Linked DNA regions of Homo sapiens: region 1 is linked to region 2. Evidence: chromatin loops called from intact Hi-C (ENCODE). Cell type or tissue: mammary epithelial cell. All regions are shown on one strand. Each heading gives the region's core, and the rest is flanking DNA. Links, peaks and the distances in the headings are about the cores only. Region 1 overlaps IQCJ-SCHIP1 (IQCJ-SCHIP1 readthrough). Region 2 overlaps IQCJ-SCHIP1 (IQCJ-SCHIP1 readthrough).

Evidence for each region. A loop is a pair of places that touch in the nucleus more often than their neighbours do. Peaks named below come from ENCODE experiments on the same cell type or tissue, not always from the same donor. Only the 100,000 strongest peaks of a DNase experiment are listed, where the experiment ranks them.
Region 1: it touches region 2 in a loop (11-fold over the local background); 3 of 110 quality-filtered maps call a loop at or near these places.

What each region holds. Positions count from the first base shown.
Region 1 is chr3:159,500,838-159,509,184 of GRCh38, reverse strand. All of the region lies in intron 4 of IQCJ-SCHIP1 (IQCJ-SCHIP1 readthrough), which reads right to left. All of the region lies in intron 1 of SCHIP1 (schwannomin interacting protein 1), which reads right to left. Among named protein-coding and RNA genes, the nearest start is that of MIR3919, 220 kb to the right of the region's middle. In mammary epithelial cell, for the core only: CTCF peaks have their summits at 5,038 (motif pointing right) and 6,002; no DNase peak of the experiment used is centred there.
Region 2 is chr3:159,263,869-159,272,152 of GRCh38, reverse strand. The region is part of intron 4 of IQCJ-SCHIP1 (IQCJ-SCHIP1 readthrough); the gene reads right to left. It also overlaps a transcript of IQCJ not described here. Among named protein-coding and RNA genes, the nearest start is that of SCHIP1, 5.2 kb to the left of the region's middle. In mammary epithelial cell, for the core only: CTCF peaks have their summits at 5,160 (motif pointing left) and 8,221 (motif pointing left); no DNase peak of the experiment used is centred there.

The DNA.
Region 1 (8,347 bases), core at 295-8,294, 240 kb before region 2:
TAACTATCCTAAATATATATGCACCCAATACAGGAGCACCAAGGTTCATAAAGCAAGTCCTTAGAGACCTACAAAGAGACTTAGACTCCCACACAATAATAATGGGAGACTTTAACACCCCACTGTCAACATTAGACAGATCAACAAGACAGAAAGTTAACAAGGATATCCAGGAATTGAACTCAGCTCTGCACCAAGTGGACCTAACAGACATCTACAGAACTCTCCACCCCAAATCAACAGAATATACATTCTTCTTAGCACCACACTGCACTTATTCCAAAATCGACCACATAGTTGGAAGTAAAGCACTCCTCAGCAAATGTAAAAGAACAGAAATTATAACAAACTGTCTCTCAGACCACAGTGCAATCAAACTAGAACTCAGGATTAAGAAACTCACTCAAAACCGCTCAACTACATGGAAACTGAACAATCTTCTCCTGAATGACTACTGGGTACATAACAAAATGAAGGCAGAAATAAAGATGTTCTTTGAAACCAACAAAAACAAAGACACAACATACCAGAATCTCTGGAACATATTTAGAGCAGTGTGTAGCGGGAAATTTACAGCACTAAGTGCCCACAAGAGAAAGCAAGAAAGATCTAAAATTGACACCCTAACATCACAATTAAAAGAACTAGAGAAGCAAGAGCAAACACATTCAAAAGCTAGCAGAAGGCAAGAAATAACTAAGATCAGAGCAGAACTGAAGGAAATAGAGACACCAAAAAACCCTTCAAAAAATCAATGAATCCAGGAGCTGGTTTTTTGAAAAGATCAACAAAATTTATAGACCACTAGCAAGACAAATAAAGAAGAAAAGAGAGAAGAATCAAATAGACACAATAAAAAATGACAAAGGGGATATCACCACTGATCCCACAGAAATACAAACTACTGTCAGAGAATACTATAAACATCTCTACGCAAATAAACTAGAAAATCTAGAGGAAATGGATAAATTCCTCGACACATACACCCTCCCAAGACTAAACCAAGAAGAAGTTGAATCTCTGATTAGACCAATAACAGGCTCCGAAATTGAGGCAATAATTAATAGCTTACCGACCAAAAAAGTCCAGGACCAGACGGATTCACAGCCGAATTCTACCAGAGGTACAAGGAGGAGCTGGTACCATTCCTTCTGAAATTATTCCAATCAATAGAAAAAGAGGGAGTCCTCCCTAACTCATTTTATGAGGCCAGCATCATCCTGATACCAAAGCCTGGCAGAGACACAACAAAAAAAGAGAATTTTAGACCAATATCCCTGATGAATATCGATGCAAAAATCCTCAATAAAATACTGGCAAACCGAATCCAGCAGGACATCAAAAAGCTTATCCACTATGATCAAGTGGGCTTCATCCCTGGGATGCAAGGCTGGTTCAACATACCAAAATCAATAAACGTAATCCAGCATATAAACAGAACCAATGACAAAAACCACATGATTATCTCAATAGATGCAGAAAAGGCCTTTGACAAAATTCAACAACCCTTCATGCTAAAAACTCTCAATAAGTTAGGTATTGATGGGATGTATCTCAAAATAATAAGAGCTACTTATGACAAACCCACAGCCAATATCATACTGAAAGGGCAAAAACTGGAAGCATTCCCTTTGAAAACTGGCACAAGACAGGGATGCCCTCTCTCACCACTCCTATTCAACCTAGTGCTGGAAGTTCTGGCCAGGGCAATCAGGCAGGAGAAGGAAATAAAGGACATTCAATTAGGAAAAGAGGAAGTCAAATTGTCCCTGTTTGCAGATGACATGATTGTATATTTAGAAAACCCCATCGACTCAGCGCAAAATCTCCTTAAGAGATAAGCAACTTCAGCAAAGTCTCAGGATACAAAATCAATGTGCAAAAATCACAAGCATTCTTATACACCAATAACAGACAAACAGAATGCCAAATCATGAGTGAACTCCCATTCACAATTGCTTCAAAGAGAATAAAATACCTAGGAATTCAACTTACAAGGGATGTGAAGGACCTCTTCAAGGAAAACTACAAACTACTGCTCAACGAAATAAAAGAGGATACAAACAAATGGAAGAACATTCCATGCTCATGGGTAGGAAGAATCAATATCGTGAAAATGGCCACACTGCCCAAGGTAATTTATAGATTCAATGCCATCCTCATCAAGCTACCAATGACTTTGTTCACAGAATTGGAAAAAAACTATTTTAAAGTTCATATGGAACCAAAGAAGAGCCCGCATTGCCAGGAGAATGCTAAGCCAAAAAACAAAGCTGGGGGCATCACGCTACCTGACTTCAAACTATGTTACAAGGCTACAGTAACAAAAACAGCATGGTACTGGTACCAAAATAGAGGTATAGACCAATGGAACAGAACAGAACCCTCAGAAATAATACCACACGTCTACAACTATCTGGTCTTTGACAAACCTGAGAAAAACAAGAAATGGGGAGAGGATTCCCTATTCAACAAATGGTGCTGGGAAAACTGGCTAGCCATATGTAGAAAGCTGAAACTGGATCCCTTCCTTATACCTTATACAAAAATTAATTCAAGAAGGATTAAAGACTTAAATGTTAGACCTAAAACCATAAAAACCTTAGGAGAAAACCTAGGCAATACCATTTAGGACATAGGCATGGGCAAGGACTTCCTGTCTAAAACACCAAAAGCAATGGCAACAAAAGCCAAAATTGACAAATGGGATCTAATTAAACTAAAGAGCTTCTGCACAGCAAAAGAAACTACCATCAGAGTGAACAGGCAACCTACAGAATGGGAGAAAACTTTTGCAATCTACTCATCTGACAAAGGGCTAATATTCAGAATCTACAAAGAACTCAAACAAATTTACAAGAAATAAAACAATCCCATCCAAAAGTGGGCAAAGGATATGAACAGACACTTCTCAAATAAGACATTTATGCAGCCAAAAGACACATGAAAAAATGCTCATCATCACTGGCCATCAGAGAAATGCAAATCAAAACCACAATGAGATACCATCTCACACCAGTTAGAATGGCAATCACTAAAAAGTCAGGGAACAACAGGTGCTGGAGAGGATGTGGAGAAATAGGAACACTTTTACACTGTTGGTGGGATTGTACACTAGTTCAACCATTGTAGAAGTCAGTGTGGCGATTCCTCAGGGATCTAGAACTAGAAATACCATTTGACCCAGCCATCCCATTACTGGGTATATACCCAAAGGATTATAAATCATACTGCTATAAAGACATGCACACGTATGTTTATTGCGGCACTATTCACAATAGCAAAGACTTGGAACCAACCCAAATGCCCAACAATGATAGACTGGATTAAGAAAATGTGACACATATACACCATGGACTACTATGCAGCCATAAAAAATGGTGATTTCATTTCCTTTGTAGGGACATGGATGAAGCTGGAAACCATCATTCTCAGCAAACTATCGCAAGGACTAAAAACCAAACACCTCATGTTCTCACTCATAGGTGGGAATCGAACAATGAGAACACTTGGACACAGGAAGGGGAACATCACACACCAGGGCCTGTTGTAGGGTGGGTGGGGCCAGGGGGATAGCATTAGGAGATGTACCTAATGTAGATGATGAGTTAATGGGTGCAGCACACCAACATGGCACATGTATACATATGTAACAAACCTGCACGTTGTGCACGTGTACCCTAGAACTTAAAGTATAATAAAAAAATATAAAAACATAAATTATAATGGCTCAACAATAAGTTTTGATTTCAGATATCACATGTCCCCCAACCTTGTTCTCCTTCGTAATTGTTTTGGCTAGTATGCTTCCTTTTCCTTTCTGTATAAATTTTCAGATTATCTTTCCAAATTATTTGGAAAATCATGTTGAGATTTCCATTGGATTGCATTGAATTCATAGATTAATTTTGGTAGATAGATAAAATGTTTAAGCAGGCTGACGTACATTGACTTATTCAATAATTTTGAGTGTTCACTTTGTGCCAGGCCCTGTGCTGAAGTTACACAGGAAACTTTATGACCAGGCTTGGTTTATCATGCCCTCCCACTCTACATCTCATCTGGCTGTCTGAACCCCAGCCATCAGGAACCTCTTTCCTATGAGCAAACGCACCTTGCTCTCTTCTGTCTTCCTGGTCTTTGCAGATGCTATTCCCTCCACCTGGAGAACTCTTTGCTCTCTCCTCATCTTGTTAACTCCTACTGGCCTTTGAATCTTCCTTCTTTGAGAAGGTTTCTTTGTCCCTTAAGTTATGTGTTATGCCATGGGCATCCCTGGCATCCTCCATTCCTCCCCTGGAGTAAGCTGCCTAACACGGTATGGAAATTTCCCATGTCCCCTGTGGACTGTCAGCTCAGTGAAAACGGGGGTTATTATATGTTGTTCACAGAGTTTTCTCCAGCACTAATGGGTTCCTTGTATCTGGCACATGATTGGTACTCAGTAAAAAAAATTGTTGAAAATATGAATATTGATTCTCTACATAAAGCTAGTCCTTGTGACAGGCAGTTTGCGAGGAGGGGTACAAAAAATTAAGCCCTCAGGAAAGGAGCTTAGAGTCTAATGGGCTAATCAGACTTGTATGTATAAATTATAATACAAAGCTAAATATAAGAATTTTTGGATTGAAGATAACCATAAGCAATGCTGGTGTGTTAAACTGCCTTCCCAGACTTATTGGAATTAGTTTCCTGTTGAATGTATGAAGATTTACTATCATTTCTGGTGTTTTAAGTCATTTTAAATGTAAATATACTTTAAAATTCCACTGATATTTTCAGCAACCACCATGATCTGTTAAAATTACAAAAACCTCTAATTCTATGGCAGGTTGAAATTGGTTCTGGCTTCATATGCAAGATATTCTGGGAGAAGAATTTTGACAAAATAATTTCTGGTTAGCTCCTTACATCATTTCTTCACGACACTTATAATCTCCAGTACTGAACTTAATGTTTCCTATAACAGGATTTTAAAAGAAGAGAAGTGATAATTTCATCTTTTCACTGCCTGTGTTTGGGCTCCTATCATCTTTCCTCCAGATGGTGCTCTGTCCTCTCTCCTCTGTTAATGGTCCTCCACAACCTGAGAGATAGAGTTCCAAAAAACAGATCTGAATAGTCATTTTTATACTTAACAGCCTCTGGCCAAAGGATCAAGTCTAAACTTCTGGTGCAGCATAGAAGGCACTTTACTTCTTGCACAAACTTAATTTCCTTTCCTCATCTCCCATTCTGTATCATAATTACTCACTTTCACAGTTCTCTATCTAGACTCTGAGTTCCTTAAATGTAGGAGCCTGTTATTCCCCCTTTTATCTATGATTCCTGGCACCTAAGGGTTACTCAGTAAATGTTAGGTTAATTACCTTTATGTGACTCTGGAGGTTTCTCTAAATTCTGAATGATTGTTGGCAACATCAAATTGAGAATGTCATGTTTCTTAATTGAATGTTGAAAAGGTATAATTGGTGTCATTTGGTCAAAGGAAGTTCATTTGGTAGAATTCTCAGTTATCCTTTTTACCTGAGAGCCATGTCATTAACAGCCACTCATGTGGCTAAACACTCTGAATAGCATATGAAAGGTGTGGCCTGTGGCTAAGCCAGAAGAACTGAGTCCAGGAGACCAAGGAGATCCCCTCATGGCTTTTACTGTCAGGTTCCTAGGATAATGATAGCCATCCCTGACATTTTGTCATATTGCCAGAGGGATATGTACATGTATTGAAAAAAATAGTATGTATAAATATGAAAGCAATATTTCCTTCCACTGCTTGAAGTCTGTATTATTATTTACCATGTGTAGTAAGAGTGATGAAAGGAAAACACAGACTATTTCATGTAAGCAAACTGGGAAGAGGGCAAGGTTTAATATTGTCGCATTTATCTTGGACTTGGTCAAAGAAAAGGAAAAGAACAAATAGTTTATGAGCTGTCAAAAAAGACATGTCACCATGCCTCCCAAATGAAGTGAGGCACCTTCAAATAGTACTAAGCTAGGGGGAGCCACCTGTAAGGGATACTATTTACCTGTCTTCAGATCTTGATTAATGTCAGTGAGACACACTTTACCTCTACCATTTCTCCCTGTCTCCATGGAACAAATGTTAAAGTCTGCTCCTCAGAAAAGGAAAGTATGGGAACACTTCCAGTGTCTCCTGGGGAGAGAAGGCATCACTTATCTGATTGGCGGGTCTGGAGAAAGAACTGAACATGTTCAATCTACCGCCTTTTAGCGTCTTTATATTTTAATAGGCATTTGCTTGTGTTTTCTGCCCTTCCTTGCTTAATCCTGCAGGGGCCAGTTGGCCCCTGTGTGGGAACCTGTGATTGTTCAAATACGCCTGCACTTGGCCAAGCAAATCTGTCTAATTAAGAGGTAGACGTTAGAAAGGCCATTGTGGCTGCACATTTCAGGCTTGTGTACCTACCCAAACCTTGTCAGAAATGAAGCTGATTAGGTGGGAACTGAACAATGAGAACACATGGACACAGGAAGGGGAACATCACACTCTGGGGACTGTTGTGGGGTGGGGGGAGTGGGGAGGGATAGCATTAGGAGATATACCTAATGCTAAATGGTGAGTTAATGGGTGCAGCACACCAACATGGCACATGTATACATATGTAACAAGCCTGCACGTTGTGCACATGTACCCTAAAACTTACTTAAAGAAGTATAATAATAATAAAATTTTTAAAAAAAGAAATGAAGCTGATTTTGGTCACTATATGTGGGTCTGCCCTGTAGGACTCGATTGGATTTGGAAGCAAAATAAAAGGTTGTCCTTCTCTGCATTCCCAAAACCACAATCACCCATTAGCCCATCTATGTAAACAATGTGCCAGACACCCATTCAGTGGCCTCTCTCAGGTCCCCAACACATGCACATAACGCACACAATACATTACGATCAAACTAAAGCCTGTATCTCTTTTGTTTTCCCTCCCTCCTCAGAAGTAATCAGTATGACGAGGTTAGTATGTCTTTGTCCCAAGTGAGCTTGAGACCAGGTTTATAGTTGGTTAGAAGATTTCTTTTCCCTTTTATAATTACATGTTAACACCTTTATTAAATTTGTTTCTTAAATTCATATTCATTGACTTTCTACAAACTGAAATTTCTCTATATCGAGTTTGCCAGTGGAACTAACTAGTGGAAGATTCATTGACCTGACTTGGAGTTAATGATGACTGCTGAAGTTTGAGAAATCATAGGATTAATGATCAGAAGATCTGAGTCAAAAGTTGCTGTATGACTATGAACAGGTCAGATTCTCATTCAGTTTCCTCATCTGTAAAATGGGAACTCATGTATCCAAATGCAACATTTGGTTTGTATGAGAACCAAATAATCATGTATATGAAAATACTTTAAATAACATAAAGTACTAGTCATTAGTGATGCCACTAGTTTTTCAAATAAATTAATATATCTAGGAAAAATAGTAGGTACTATACTATTCATTATAGGTGACTATTAAGTTTTAGAAATGCTATGTATGAAATTGAGTAATCATAATTTGAGAAAAAAGTATTACTCTGCTATAACACATGGTTTACTAGCAGAATATTCCAAGACCTGGTGAGTAGTATATGGGATTTATATATACCATGAGAATACCATGTGAGTTATTAACACATAAATGGAAGGCCATAGTTTTGTGCCATATTTTTAATTCCTGACACTGTTTATCTGGTTATCCTGGTCAAGTGGTAATTAGGCAAGTCTCCATCATGTTCTTTATCAGCAATAAAATGTAAATTTGCTTTTGGGGAAAATTAAAAGGTTTGGAGATGGCAGGAGTTGTAAAGGAATTAAATCTGTCACTAAATTAGTGAAGCTACAGAATTCCTTTTGTTTCCAAACTTTAGAATTAGGCAACTGTTTACCATCCTTTTTAATAGATGAGGAAATAAATGTCCTCAACTGGGGACCAATAAGCTGCGAGCAGTCACAGCAATAGATAAGAACACAGCCAGAATTAGATGTCATATTTCATGAGTTTCTGGTTTAAAAACCAAATAAACAACTCAGCTTCTTTCCCAGCTCAAGTGTAAAATATCACTTTGTCCTAGCCCTAGTTGGCTGAAATTTTCCAGAAAAGCATTGAGTAACTTCCAAAACTTTTTATTATAATAACCATTTGTGTATATGTCTACACACAAGTGTACAGTATAGCATCACTATTGTGTTGATTAAAGCAATTTATTAAAAAGAATTAAGGCCTAATTTGTGAGTAGGAACCAGAGTAAACTCCATAAGTAGAGTAGCTTTTAATTGGAAAATAGACAATTCAATATATAAGTATAACATAGAATTATGAAAAATATGGTTGGGGAAA
Region 2 (8,284 bases), core at 285-8,284:
GGAAAATATTGCCTCACCAGCTTCTCACCGCGTATCTAAAATATCCAAATAAAAATTGAGAATGCTAAAATATCCAAATAAAATATCCAAATAAAAATTTATTTGGATAAATTTTTATCCAAATAAATTTATGCTAAATATCCAAATAAAAATTGAGAAAAATATCCAAATAAAATTTGGAATATTTTATTCCAAAGGCTAAAATATCCAAAAAAAAATTGAGAAAAAAAATTGATCATCTAAATGTTCTGATCCACTTCAGTTTCCTAAATAAAGCAGATATTTTTGGTCAATTTCTACAGTTTAGTATTTTCTACACTTTAACAATGATGAAGATTATCTGGGGAATTTTTAAAAATTTAAAAGTCCCTGTAATCCCAGCACTTTGGGAGGCCAAGGCGGGTGGATCAAGAGGTCAGGAGTTCAAGACCAGCCTGGCCAAGATGGTGAAACCCCATCTCCACTAAAAATACAAAAATTAGCCAGGCGTGTAGTGGGCACCTGTAATCCCAGCTTCTCAGAAGGCCGAGGCAGAAGAATCACTTGAACCCAGGAGGCAGAGATTGCAGTGAGCTGAGATCGCACCACTGCACTCCAGCCTGGGCAACAGAGTGAGACTCTGTCTCAAAAAAATAAAAATAAAAATAAAAGTCCCAGGCTGCTTCTCAGATATTCTGACATGATAGATCTGTTGTGGTTCTGGAATATGCATTTTTATAAAAAGTTCCAAAAGTAATTATTATTTGGAAAACTCTAATTAATATATTACTATATAAAAAATCATATAAAAATCAAACTGACTAAAAAGTATTTGTGATTCTTAAAATGATTTTTTTTAAAAAGCCCAATTTTTGCTTCCTGAAGTATCCAGTGTTGGGCACCCCCTTCTTATTTTCTCAGGCTTCCATAAGAAAGCATTTTCCTAAAGACTCCTAGCCTCTGATTTCCATCCTTTTCTCCTCTCTACAAAGGTGGAAAGAGCTACACTGATTGGAGGATTAGGCAAAGGAACTGGGCATCTACAGCTCAGGATCACCCTTCCTCTGTCTCTGTGTGGGATCCAGCTCCCTGCACAGGATTCACACTGGCTTGCCCTGTGGGTGAGACTGGTAAGTTTCTCTCATTTCAAAGTTCAATAGTAAGATGTCAAATGTTGCCACAGTCAGAGTTACACCCTCCAATCCAGCTTTGACCGGAAATAAAGTTGAGATTTTGATCTCCCTCTGCCTAAATCTCTTATTTCTGAAAATAAGTTTCTAAATCAAGAAAGGAAAATGAGTTATTTATTGACTTTCTAAAACTCCATCTTCCAGTACTATTGTTTTGTTGATTAGATTTGTTTTTTATGTAAACCCTACGAGCCAGTTAATGCAACAAGTTTTATCTGTGAACTTAATAAAATTTTCATTTGCATAATACAGCTCTATAGATAGAGGCCTATAAAAAGGACATGTATATAAAACTTTCATTGGAAGTTTTGCTAAATGCATTGTTCAACTCATTAATTGCATTATTGAGCCACTTAGAGGAAAATTCGAGTTCTTGGAATTTTCCTTTAACAACTAGTAACTCTAAGATAATGTTTCTCAAAGTGTGTTCCATGGATCCATTAAGCCCAGTAAGATGTGACTCATTTCAGGTTTCATGCTCAAAGAAGCATAGAAAGTGTGAAAAAAATACAGCCTTCCTGCAGAATCAAAATGTGTAGAAACTTAAAAAGGCTCGAAGAAGTCGTAAAGTAAATAAATTGACTCATTTTACCTCTCTTCCAGTTAACATTTACCAACGTCCTGTAAAAGTAATATTTCAGGTACCACATTCAGAGAAATTCTGCTCTAGAAGATGTTTCAGCAGTAAGATTTTTCTTAATAGTAGCACCTAAACCTTCTATACAATTAATCAATTAATAGTTATCATTGCCTATGTTATCAACAGCTCTGTTACAAGAATTGACAACCATGACTGAGGAATTTGTAAATTCTGCAAGGGCATAGGTTGTTTTCTTTTGGTGATCATTGTATCCCCAGTGCTTGGCAAAGGCCTGGCACACAGTAGACATTCAGATAGTTGTTGAACGAGTGAATGAATGTAGACCTAATCCAGGGATGTGAATAATTATCCCCCACCCCGAAAGATGTCTCATTTACAAAAGACCCTTAGGCTAATGAGCTTTCCAGAAGAAATGTAATACAATGATACATCACTCTCCAGTTTCACTACATCTAATTTCTCCTCCGACCCTAAAGCGTCTTTTATACCCATTCAATGAGTGGAATGTTGGTTATGTTGGTTTTTTGTTTTTTTTTTTTGCAGATATAGTAGGTGCATATATTTATGGGGTACATGAGATGTTTTGATACAGGTATGCAATGTAAAATAATCACATTATTATCCGTTAAGTAATCACGGAGAATGGGGTATCCATCCAAGCATTTATCCTTGTGTTACAAACAATTCAATTATACTCTTATAGTTATTTTAAAATGTACAATTAAGTTATTACTGACTATAGTCACCCTGTTCTGCTATCAAATAGTATGCCTATTCATTCATTCTTTTTTTGTGTGTACCCATTACGTTAACTATTCTCAGTTGCCCCCCTCCAGGCTCCCACTCCCTTTCCAAGGCTCTAGGAACCATCCTTCTATTCTCTCTGCCCATTAGTTCAATTGTTTTGAATTTTTAGATTCCATAAATAGGTGAGAACATGCAATGTTTGTCTTTCTGTGCTTTGGAATGTTTATTTGTAATAATAAAACTGGATTTATTATGTAGGTGCACTCTGTGTCTAAATTAGAGATCTAACAATTTATCTCACCAAGCCATAGAATAAAAACAGAATTTATATGAGGACAAATGCCAAGAGTGGACTTAAGGTAAACTACACAGAAAACAAGTTATTTCTCAACTATCTTTATCAAAGGTGACATACTTGATGTCTAGATTTTCACATCTATACTCATAGGTCATTAAGTGTAGAGACTGCTAAGGAAGATTTATTATGTTACTATGGATGAATGAATCAGTGATCAATTAACTGTCAATTTTGCATATCGTTCTGAACTCACGCAATGTTTAATATTAGCAGTCCTTTTGAAAAAATTTTAAATCCCCAAACCAGAACAACATGTTTATTTTTAAACCTATCAAGAAAAATTACCCTCAAACCATGATGTTAAAAGGATAATTTGGGAAAAGGAATCTATATTATCAGCCAATATTTAGAGACATAAAAGGGAGAGGATGTTTGTGGTATAAAGATACTATTTTATATAAAAATAGATTTATGCATACTGTCATATATGTTTATATATTATATAATTTGTAAAACTTTGGAAAATGAAATACTCTCTCAGGCTCTGGTTTGAAAGAAGAGGAATGTATCTACTTCTAAGTAAATACTAAGAAGTCTTCTCTTTTTATATATGGTTAATATATTCTCAGAACCAAAATTTGGAACAAATAGACAAAGAATTTGTGCTATTTGGGGGTCTGAAAGGAAGGATGAAAGATAATGTTTGGGTACTAAAACATTAGAATTCATGAGACCTAAATTTATAACAGCTGAGCTTAATACTGTAACCTGTCCCTGACCTGGAAAATCTAGGTTATTAAATTATTAAGTAGCACAAAGCTTACATTCGCTATAGTTTGTTTTTTGTTTTTGTTGTTGTTGTTGTTGTTTTTGAGACGGAGTCTTGCTCTGTCACCCAGGCTGGAGTGCAGTGGCACAATCTCGGCTCACTTGCAGGCTCTGCCTCCCGGGTTCAAGCAATTCTCCTGCCTCAGCCTCCCAGGTAGCTGGGATTACAGGCGCACACCATCATGCTCAGCTAATTTTTGTATTTTTAGTAGAGACAGGGTTTCACCATGTTGGTCAGGATGGTCTCGACCTCCTGACCTCAGGTGTTCTGCCCACTTCAGCCTCCCAAAGTGCTGGGATTACAGGCATGAGCCACCACACCCGGCCCATATTCTCTATAGTTTTAAATATCTCAAAATTGTATTAGAAGGGGTCCCAGAAATCCTCTTTCAGGGCTGAGTTTTCCCCCAACCAAGTGTGACTTTGTAACAAGACTTTCTCCCTAATTAGTCACCAGAGTTTTCTTGATGTATTTAAAGCCTGGAGGTTGTAAATCTGAAAAGGGCAATAAAGCTTGAGGATAATGAAGCAGTTTGAATGTTGGTGAATACGCCGCGTTCAACAGCAAGGGTAAGACTGACTTTTAGAAGTATATTTGGAAAGGTTTGGTGGGTCATCTGGCTAGCTGTTGAATATCCAGACACTCTTGCTAAATGCCGGGACACTTAAGCAGTGCTGTTAACCTAAGCATCCCACAGCCTTCACGCCAGAAGTAACACTCAGGTGTTACTTCACACCTGAGGTAACAGTCTTCAGCTGGTCCAAATCGGTGGTTTTGACCCTGCTCAGGACTATAATTCCTCTTGACTAGGAATGAAGTAAGGTCTGCTGGTAGAAGTTGGGCAGCTGCAGGAATGGCACTTAATTCTGCTTTCCCCAGTGTCCTAAGAATCTGCCTGTTCCTTATTCATCAGGTCTTGGAAGGAAGGAGAGCGATCTATGCTTGCTTTTACTCTGAGTGTGGGGGTGGTCTCTCAGAGAAGGTCTACCCATTTAGATGCAAAAGGACTCAGTTCATCTTCAGAACTGGAAAATCAATCTTTAGTAAGAGCAACACTAAAATAAATGCTTAATTTATTACCTTCGTAATGTACAGTTCCAATATATATATTCATATTCATTCTGGGGCATGAGTTGATTCTCATGGATTCACTTGGGGAATCACAAACAAGTACTGTGCCCCTCAATCAGTGTCAAGTTAAAAATTCCATCTCTGCTCTCCACAGTTTTTCCACAGCATTTTGAATAAACTCACTGAACGTTTTCAAGAGCAGATTCAAAATCAACTAATATTTAGTGAGAGCCTTCAGAGTCCCAGGTTCTGTGCTGTAGTTTACATGCGTAGTGCCGTTTAACCTTCACAGCAATCCCAATCCATTTCTGAGGTGGGTATTATTTCCAGTTTCAGATGAGGAATGTCCTCTCAAATGATATATCTTGGACACATAGAAATAGTGGCAGAGCTGCTATTGTAAGTCACATCCTCCTACCCAGGCAGCGCCTCATTCCATGAGCCACAGTGCCCCCTATAGGCCAGATCATAATAATATGGGAACCAATGGGAGAGAGAGGCGTGACCGCAAAGCAAGGCCCAAGCAGGAGGAAACAATTCTAAGCCAAAAGAGATTGAGAATGTCTCTAAATAATCCCAAAGATTTTTCCGGACTTATTTGTAAGGTCATGCTAATAATTTCTGAAAAGGTCATCAATCTTGGAGTTTAGAAAATACCATGCTATAGTTTCTTTCCATGATAATCCTATTAGACAAGCTACAGATCTCTGGGAGCTGGAAACGAAAAGCGTTAAATATTTTATGATATGAAATTGATTAATAAAAAATACACAGGGCATTTCCTACTGTTGTCCTTTGTGCAATAACTAATATTTTTTAAGGAGAGAAGATTACTCTTTTTAAAAATCATTTTGATATCCACAAGCTCCATTCCCTAACAGTTGCTATTCAAAATTCCTATTTCTAAAACAAATTTTTCTGTTACCACATGATACATTGCAGTGTAAGGGCACTTAATATGCAAATTGCTAACATAACTTAATATTATCTTCCCTTCTGTTGCTCTTTAATTTGGCATTGAACAGCTGAGGTTTGAGGTTTTAATCAAGGAGCATTGAATGAAGCAATTTATAAAATCAAATGAGGGTTTTAAAAATATTGTTTCATTCACTGTTTGTAACTACCAAATTGTAAAGCAGTCTTAGAAATGCATGAACTGATTGCTTGACCGTGTCTAAATGCAGCCTTCTTTTCAAGTAATATAGTGGAAGAATAAAATATGGAGCTCCAACCCAATGGGTGGCCCAAGAAAAGGTAGTTATCTCTTTAAGTCTCTTTTTCATCACCTGTAAAATGGAGATAATAATAGTGTCTTTCTTTGTATGATCATTGATAGGATTAAACAAGATAATAGCAGAGTGCCTGGCACATAACAAGTGCTCAGCTTTTATTAAGATAATGAATTTGAGCACTCATACTTAAACGTTACTTTTGTTATATATTTTAAGGCAGAAATGTTCAAAGAACCACATTAACCACTAGGCCTAGCCAAAACAATCAGAGCAGAAGCATGCAAAAGCATCATTATCAGCTCCACACAGGAACTCAACCAGATTAGTGAGCTGATTTCCTGTGTAGTGCATGCCTGGGGTAGATAGTTGAGATAGGCAATAATTGCAGTTATGGGCGTGGGGCTGCAGAGCAGCTGGCAATGTCCAGAAGTTAGGTAAGGGCTTGTTGGCCTCCATTAAGGTTGTGTTAGAGGTTAGTAGAAGGAAGGAAGGGACTTGGGACAAGACAGTCAGTTGATCAGATATGAGAAGATAGAAAATTGTCTAGGCAGTAACAGCAATAGATTAAACCCAGAGAAAGAGGGCTGAGGTTCAACAACCTGGAAAAGATCAAGCAAGAGGCAGGGCATAAAGAACTCCCCAGGGACACAGCTCACTGACAACATTTGACTTGGACTGAAGGCTTTTAACACAGAAGTTCCAAATGGACTCATGGTTGTTAGAGGAAGCTCATTTCTTGATGACAGGCTTAGTCAGTGTAGGCCAGGGATCATCCTATTCCCTCCATAAACTTGAGGTCCATTCACTGGAGGGTGAGAAAACCAAGTCTTTCTATCTGGGGCTCCTTGAGAGTATGTATGAACCCAGTGGGTCTGGCAAGCTGGTCAAGGTAGAGAAGAATCACCTTCCTTCCACCAGGCAACTTGTCCCCAGGTGACTGCAACCTCCAAGAGATGTAAGGATGAATCTTCCCAACAGGGGCCCTGGCAAACTGATGATCACAGCAGATAAAACAAGCTTAGCTCACTAAACTCCAAACAACTACATATAAAGTTTTCTTTTAAACTGTGACTTGGATATTTTACCTAAGTGACAAACCAGAGACTTGGAAGCATCCCAACATCTTATATTTTCATATTTTATTTTTTACATTTAATGTCACATCACTGTCATTATCAATATTTAAGTCATTGTTATAATCAATAACTTCTATTAGAATTCTGGGCAGGGCCTGCTTGCTTTCTGACAGCTAATTCTTTTTGAAAATCTGTTCTGATTCTAATTCTTTTTTTTTTGTTTTCCCCTCTGTCATCCAGGCTGGAGTGCAGTGGCGCAATCTCGGCTCACTGCAACCTCTGCCTCCTGGGTTTCAAGCCGTTCATTCTCCTGCCTCAGTCTTCCAAGTAGCTGGGATTACAGGTGCATGCCACCACACCCAGCTAATTTTTGTATTTTTGGTAGAGACAGGGTTTCGCTATGTTAGCTAGGCTGATCTCAAACTCCTGACCTCAAGCGATCTGCCCACCTCAGCCTCCCAAAGTGCTGGGATTACAGGCATTGATTCTCACTTTTTATAGGCAATCATGGGTGAGCCAGACTGCCATTCACTGAATACAGTCATCCTCAGCACATGAGCACAGAGCTAAAGGATGATGATATGGTGGGGCTACAGGATGCACCCCCAATTCAGTCTGATATACCTTATGGGAGAACAAATTTCTGGGAACATTTGAGGGAGGAAATATCTTCTACTAAAAACCAACAAGGAATCAGGAGGCTAAGCTAAATTAAATAAAGTAGAACTGTTAGTGAAGCTGTGCAGAGATATAAATGAAGTTGATGACTCATGAACAGGGAAGAACATGCATTTATGCACAAAACACTTATGCTAGAATCGAAGCAGTACAGCCGTACAAATATAAAACAAACATATATTCTCATAGGAGTCCAATAAAACCGAAAGGTTAAGCACCCTAAAGCAACACTAAAACTTTTAGATATCACTGGATTCAGCAGCAATTGAGAATTGTCGTGAATTGGGGCTGTGAGAAGGTACAAAAAAAGTAAATCCAAACATTTAACTCACAAAGTGATTTCTAATATTGAGTTTCCATCATTCAAATAAAATCCAAAAGTCATCTAATTTGCACTTTCTATTGGCATTTACAGCAAAGACATCTTAAACATTCAATTCTCACTTTAGTTTTTACCTCACAAATCATGAGTTAGACACAAACGAGAAGCCCTGGCATTTTCCAGTGTAGTTCACGAGTGCCCTCTAGTGATAGTGAGGTCAGTTAGGATAAGCCATTCCCCTAAATAATTGTTTTAAAAAGT